Linked DNA regions of Homo sapiens: region 2 is linked to region 1. The links are chromatin contacts, found by Hi-C in ENCODE. All regions are on one chromosome and are shown on one strand. Each heading gives the region's core, a stretch centred on a gene start or an enhancer-like site at or near the end of the contact. The rest is flanking DNA. Distances are from core to core; before and after follow the strand shown.

What was found. Hi-C counts contacts between places; a loop is a spot of excess contacts on that map. Pooled maps may share reads with other maps.
Region 2: a loop to region 1 is called in a map of CD8-positive, alpha-beta T cell, with 14 times the contacts of the local background. The contact joins the promoter of POLR1H here to the promoter of ZNF165 in region 1. A Hi-C loop is called at or near these places in 2 of 168 maps with a recorded cell type or tissue (CD8-positive, alpha-beta T cell and naive thymus-derived CD4-positive, alpha-beta T cell) and 8 of 50 pooled maps.

Annotation. Positions count from the first base shown.
Region 1 is chr6:28,078,531-28,082,198 of GRCh38, forward strand. ZNF165 (zinc finger protein 165) reads left to right here and starts at 2,038. Exons shown (of 4, transcript NM_001376491.1): 1 at 2,038-2,440. RefSeq lists enhancers at 1,494-1,563, 2,364-2,483.
Region 2 is chr6:30,059,522-30,063,189 of GRCh38, forward strand. It overlaps POLR1H (RNA polymerase I subunit H), which reads left to right and starts at 1,744. Exons shown (of 4, transcript NM_170783.4): 1 at 1,744-2,148; 2 at 2,396-2,496; 3 at 2,703-2,812. The coding sequence starts at 2,004. It also overlaps the pseudogene POLR1HASP and a transcript of PPP1R11 not described here. RefSeq lists enhancers at 771-1,637, 1,638-2,503.

The sequences.
Region 1 (3,668 bases), core at 788-3,287:
AACTAGGACGGTTTTGGGCACTCCCTTGTGTGAACTCCCCTGCCACCACTTTTGGGGGACAAAACAGTACATATCTAATAGAATCATCTTGTTAAAAAGCAAGGGAACAACAAATACAAAATTTGTGATAGTGTTTCCTCGGATGAGAGGTAGTATAGAGAGGGACTAGAAAAAGAGTAGTATTAAATCTAAGTTGTTGTCAATCTACAGTTCTTATAGACTAGGTAATGGATTAAAAAATGTTCACACTTTAAGGCCATGCATGGACCAATGACAGCCAGTGGTTTTAATTAATACCATTTTGAATATCTGAGTTCCACTGGGGTAAGGGGATGAATCAAACAAGGCCTCAGAAGAAAAGTTGTCTGGGAATGCAGGAAGGTTTTGCAGAGGAGATGAAGTTTCAGTTGCAACCCTGCTGCGTGGGCTTCAATTTCACCACCTGAGATTTAAATAGAGGCAGGAGTCACTCAGGCTAGAATGCAGTGGTGCAATCACAGCTCACTATTGCAGCCACCACCTCCTGGGCTCAGGCGATCCTCCCACCTCAGCCTCCCGAGTAGCTGGGAGTACAAGTGCATTCCACAACCCCCGACTAATTTTTTTTTTTTTTAATTTTTGTAGAGACGAGGTCCCAACTATGTTGCCCAGGCTGGTCTCGAACTCCTGAGTTCAATTAATCCTCCTGCCTTTGCCTCCCAAAGCGGGGAATTAGAAAAGTGAGCCAACACGCCCGGCCCACTAGTGTTAAAAAATAAAAACAAAAGCAATAATCTGACAGATAGAGCCAGGGAGGGCTATGAAGAGACACTTCTCAGGCTTGTATGCCTCATAAGAAAACTATCACATATGACTGCAAAACCCATCTTACACCAAAAATACCTCTGCAAGGACATCCGCCCAGCAACTGTTTGTCTAACCTCAGACTGGTGTCATCCTCGTTACCGATCTTTGTAGTCAAGAATAATGATTTCAAAACAATTAAATAATCCTCCCCATTCTTCCTTTAAAAACCTTTGTCTTCCTTTACCTCCCTGAATAGAAACATAGTTTACTCTGGCACGTCTATTCTTATTGCAATTTCCTATTCCCGAATAAACTTTTTTTTTTTTTTTTGAGATGGATCCTTGCTCTGTCGCCCAGGCTGGAGTGCAGTGGCGTGATCTCAGCTCACTGCAACCTTCACCTCCTGGGTTCAAGCGATTCTTCTGTCTTAGCCTCCCAAGTAGCTGGGACTACAGGCGCCCACCACCACACCCAGCTAATTTTTATATTTTTAGTACAGACGGGGTTTCACCATGTTGGCCAGGCTGGCCTTGAACTCCTTGTTAAATACAGTGAGTTCTAAATTTCTCTTCAAAGAATCAGTATGTCAGTATGTTCAATTCTTTGTTCTCCATTTTAAACTTTAACTTCCTCATTTTCCTCGTCTCCTTGCCTCTAGTTTCAGTAAACAACCTTTTCCACCAGTTCTAATCAGTAGTTCACATCTGTTCCCCTGGTGACCTGCTCCGTCCTGAGTCACCCCTGGTCACCTGCTCTGACCTGAGTCACCTTTAGTCACCTGTTCCGTAACCGTCCTTCCCACTGAAACTGCTCACCCTACCACTCCGGCTCATACCCCTGCTCTCTTTAAAATAGCCAATCGGAATTAACTTAGACTGTGCGGTCCAACCCTAGCCAGTAGGGGAACGACACAGCACTAGGGACTACCTGCGTCAGGGATAAGAACCCCTTCCCCTCCCTTGTTCAGGTGTGCTCTCGCCATTGCTCCATCCGTGAGACGCACCCTTCTATAGAAGTAAATTGCTTTGCTGAGAAAATGTGTGCTCGAGTGTGTATCTTTTTCTTCTTCTTCTTTTTCTGAGACTGAGTCTCACTCTGTCACCCAAGCTGGAGTGCAGTGGCGCGGTCTCGGCTCACTGCAAGCTCCGCCTCCCGGGTTCAAGCGATTCTCCTGCCTCAGCCTCCCGAGCACCTGGAACTACAGGCGCGTGCCACCACGCCCGGCAATTTTTTTTTTTTTTTTTTTTTTTGTATTTTTAGTAGACACAGGGTGTCACCGCGTAAACCAGGATAGTCTCGATCTCCTGACCTCGTGATCCGCCCGTCTCGGCCTCCCAAAGTGCTGGGACTGCAGGCGTGAGCCACCGCGCCCGGCCAACGTCATTTTCTTTTCAGGAGTCCCTTCTGTTATTTAGCAAGACACACTACTACAATGGAGAAAAAAGATGCCCCCTCCTTCAAGCCCTGAGATCTTCAGGACTTTGGCGAAAAGTCTGCGCCCGAAGAGACCCAGGAAGGATTCTTGGAATTGTAGTCCAAAGGCATCCCGCCTTCTGCGCAGACTCACAAGTCCCTGTGGACGGAATTCTTGAAGTGTAGCGCCGCTCAGTCCTTCCACCGGAAGTGTCCGATCGGAATCAGCCCTGTCCGAGAGGTGAGTCCGGGTTTGGGGATCCAGATGTCCAGCCCCGTGTCCCCCTCCAAACATCCAGTCCCTCTCATATTGCCTTTGAAATTAGCAGCCTCTGGGTGACCAGACCTTGGCCCTCAGAGGAATCCCGGAGAAAGGTAGAACCAGCTTCGGCGTTGGGAACGCAGGCGCGCTTACGCATTTAGTGAGGGTTTGGCGGTCTCCATAGTTACCGCCGCCGCGCGTGACGTCATAGTGGAGCGCTGAGGGCTTGGTGGCGTGGGGTGGGGGCTGTCCTACTGATCCTGAATTTGGGGTCACTGGTAAGAGGAGTTGCCCATTCCAGCCAGGTGGAACGGGGAGGGGTGCCACATGTCTCAGATCTGCCATTGTCTGCGAAAAGAAACTGCTGCGAGGACCATCCCCAATCCCCTGCTTCCCTTGGGAAGAGTAACCGCCGTTTTGTAGGACACTTGGGGACAACCCCGCTTGTCCTGAAATTTATTGACACGGTAAATAGTATTTCCTGTGTGCCGAGGATGCAGTTAAACCAACACTGACCCCCTGCCCTTGAGAAACACAAGGTACTATGGGAGCCTTTACCAGCATGCCCCTTGAAGTCTCTGTTCTGCTTTGTGGTCTCTACCGGATTTCCCCTGACTGTCTCCCTCTCCACCAACAAAACTCTCACCCGTCTTCCCCTCCCGCAACATGCCCACCAAGACATGTTCATCCATCAGGAGCCCTGCTCTTTAACCTCCAACTTTCTCATCATAATTAATTACTCGTTCCTCTCTGTTCTCCTAGCGTTTCTTCACACATCTGCTTACCCATTTTTGTAAGTCCTCCTAACACAATATTATAAGGCACTAGATGCTCAATCAATATTTATTAGTTTAAAGCTACCAGCTTTAGGGGGACTCGGTTTTAAATAGATGAGAAGTGATAAAACACCTGGAGATAGTACTGTCAGCTGAGATAACATGTCATAGAACCAGCTGCTCAGCATAATTGAAATTTCATTCGGATTATATGGGCCTACTTTACACCCATCTTACTATGGTAAATGAGATCATGCTCATTAAGCATTAGGACACTACTTGGTTAGCGCATCTAGGAAACATAACCAGAAATATCAAAGAAATGGCCCAGTAAAATATAAGGGATTGAGACTCTCTGGTTAATATACCATGGAACTAACCCCCCTTTTTTTTCTTTATCATTGATAAATTTTGTTCTTACTTATACTCAA
Region 2 (3,668 bases), core at 494-2,993, 2.0 Mb after region 1:
TGTGATCCCAAGTTCTCAAAATTAATGATTTGCTGATTGCTGATGATCCTTGACACATAATATCTGAGCATCTTTTTTAAATATCTGCCATAACATTGTATCTATTTTTATTAAGCCATTTCCCAGTCTTCCTTGAAGTTTACAGATATGTTTCCTTTATATGCATGTTCTGGGCTCTCACATTTTGTACCTACTAGCACAGTTTTATTATATTCTAATTATTCATTCATGTTCCTTGAGGTCAGAGAACACAGATTTCAACTTTGCAGGCTCAGCCTCAGCTCAAAACCTGGCATAGTTGCTCAATAAATCTTTACTGATTAGACTGTGAGCTTTTGTTGGGAAAAGGATATGCCTTTTAATGCTTTGTTCCTTTACTGCAATTCACAGGGGATGTTGGCTGTTTTTCAAATTAAAAACAGAAAACTGAGGAGGGTAGAATTTCAAGTTCCATTTTCAAAGGAGACACACAGATAAGTGAGAATAAAAACTGTCTACGACAATCAGCTCAACAACACGTCTCCCTTTGTAAGACAGAATAACAAGCAATTTCACAGTTAAATGATAGGGCTTGTCACTCTTCAGCAGTTTGCTGAGTTTTAACCCTTTCACTATGGCGTTCTCTCCATTATTACAGAGAAAGGCAGATGGGAGCCTCTCCCAGCGAAAAGACTACAGCTTGTGTCCTTCATAGGAGAAAACAGTGATGGCTCCAGAACTTTTATATGAATGAACTTAGCACAGCTATCAGAGTGGATGGTGGTGGGAGGGCTAGCAGGAAACTAGTAAACAACTACAAGCTGCCCCTTCAGGGAAAGTTTCTACTTGGAATATAAGTTACAGATTAATGAAAATAGAAAGATTTCCCAAAGATACTTATTCTCATGTTTTATAAAAGATCAGGGAAATGTCAGCTGTCCACTTAACGGATGACATAATGAATTAAGAGTTCGATAGGCGGCAGGCACAACTAAAAGCCAAACTCGACCTAAGTCTTATGAAATCCTACTTAATGAGCTTTCTTGACTACTGCTAGCCTCACTTATCTGGCAGGAGTCGAAGGAGAGGAAGCCCCAAGCTCCTCTGTTCCACCACCTCCAAAGTCCTGAACCCCTTCTCAAGTGTACCACTTCATCCCTGCTTCCTTTCGTCCCGTGGGACTAAGCATTCCTCGGGCCTTCACTCTCACCACTTGCTGTCCCTCAAAAAGCCGACTCACCCCTTTCCAAGCGCAGTGAACCGTCCGCAAAGCACGAGGCCGGTTGCGAGCTGCAGAAAGCCCACGCTCGCCAGCGGGACCCAAGGAACGCTAGAACTATACGTCCCAGAACACTTAGCTTTGTTTTTAACTACGGTGCAGCCGCAAAAGGGAAATACCGGCTCAGGACCCAGGGGAGTTGTAGTTCTCTAATCCAAAGAAATCATTATTTGGCAACGTACGGTTTTCAGGGGGATATACCCCGCGACTGCGTTCCTGTAGGATGTGAGACAAAGAGAATAAATATCCCAGGATTGGGTGCTGGTGGGAAAATTTGCTGGAAGCGCAGCATTGGTTACCAATTTTGTGCTCAACCTCTCAGTACCAGGGTGAAAGTGGAGACGCAATCTCCCTTGGAAGACGTTAGTCTCCATCTCTAACGCTCCCGAGACACGGTTCGCAATTAATTATGACGTCACAGCCAATCGTCAACGCGAAAGCCTGACGCTCTAGCCGGCTCTATCTCGCTGCCCCGCCGCGGGCGCAGAGCTGGCGCTCTAGCCCACGGAGTTGGTTAACTCCTCTCACCGGCCCCTGGAAAGGGTTCCAAGTCCTTTAGTACCCGACGCTGTCTGGGAATTCCGGGCGTTTCGGCTCCTTGGTCGCAGAGGCAGGAGGCGTGCGTGGCAGGAGGGTTCGGGTTATATACTCCTAGGTCCTGGGACAGAATAGTTACGACCTCTGGGACAGGAACTCTTCTCTCTTTTGTTAATAAACTTCCAACTCCCTCCTCAGACCCGACCGCATGTCTGTCATGGACCTCGCCAATACTTGCTCCAGCTTTCAGTCGGACCTGGATTTCTGTTCAGATTGCGGCTCGGTCCTGCCTCTGCCCGGGGCTCAGGATACGGTCACCTGTATTCGCTGTGGCTTCAACATCAACGTTCGGGGTGAGAGGCTTGTACGCAGGGGTCCTGGCGGAGGGCGCAGGGTCGGAAGCTTGGGGAACTCAAGATCGGTTGGGTTGAGGAGGGGATCCTAGAGCAGGACATCAGGCGGTTGTACATTTGGTCTAGCGATGAAAACTGAGGGAAAGGATGTAGGGCCTCCTGGCCTAACCAGCCAGGGGAAAGGGGAGGTTTCCGGTGTCAGCTCTCTCTGGTTGTCTCCATAACCAGTTCTTACTTGCCTGTGCAGACTTTGAGGGGAAGGTTGTGAAGACTTCGGTTGTGTTCCACCAACTGGGGACAGCCATGCCTATGTCGGTGGAGGAAGGGCCTGAGTGCCAGGGACCTGTGGTAAGCTAATGAGATCAAGAACTGGCTCCATAAGGTGGGTAGGAAAGAAATGGAGGAGTGATTGCAAAGCTCTGGAGAGTTTTGTGCCCAATTCCAAGAGGGAAAAGAGATGTAAACCATCGACGTTTGAGAGGCGTGATCGCCTGATTCCTGTGGGAAGTAAGGGGATATGACCAGGCCTCCCTAACCCACCAGTTTCTTCCCAGGTTGACAGGCGCTGCCCTCGATGTGGTCATGAAGGAATGGCATACCACACCAGACAGATGCGTTCAGCCGATGAAGGGCAAACTGTCTTCTACACCTGTACCAACTGCAAGTGAGTATTCTTTCCCCTCCCTCTGCTCAGTCTGTTTGCTAACTAAACAAATCCAGTGATTTATTTTTTTGTACGAAATGGCCGTTTCCCTTGGTCCCATCCCTTATTTCTGTGCAGTTCTGGTAATAGGGAGATTTGTAGTTGTTTTTTATTTTTTTAAGTTACACTTTTTTAAACCTTTTTATAACCAGTGAAATAAACCTTTTAGGATTTTTTTTTTTTTTTTTTTTTTTTTTTGACAGGGTGTCGCTCTGTCACCTAGCCTGGAGTGCAGCGAGGCAATCTTGGCTCACTGCAACCTCCGCCTCCTGGGCTCAGGTAATCCTCCCACCTCAGCCTCCAAAGTAGCTGGGACCACAGACACATGCCACCACGCCTGGCTTTTTTTTTTTTTTTTTTTTTTTTTTTTTGTATTTTTAGTAGAGATGGGGTTTCTCTATGTTTCCCAGGCTGGTCTTGAACTTCTGAGCTCAAGTGATCCACCCACCTCAGCATCCCAAAGTGCTGGGATTACAGGCATGAGCCACCCCGCCTGACCTACTTTTAGGATATTTAAAAGGAAATGAAGAAAAAAAAAACAACATAAGAAGCAGGTATTGTTTAGTGGTCAGCATCTTATACTGCAGTCTTCAACCGCAGTCAAGGTAGCTTTCTTTGGAGAGAATTAGTCACACATGACTTAGAGAACATGGGCTTTCTGAATGCTTTTAAGACCTCATTTTTGTCTTTGGTGTTCTGCAGTCACTATAGTATATCAAAATACGATTTTCTTTTATTCTGTTTGGGATTTGTTGGACTTTCTGAAACTGAGAGTGGACTTTTTTTTCATCAACCTTGGAAAATTATCAGCCATCAT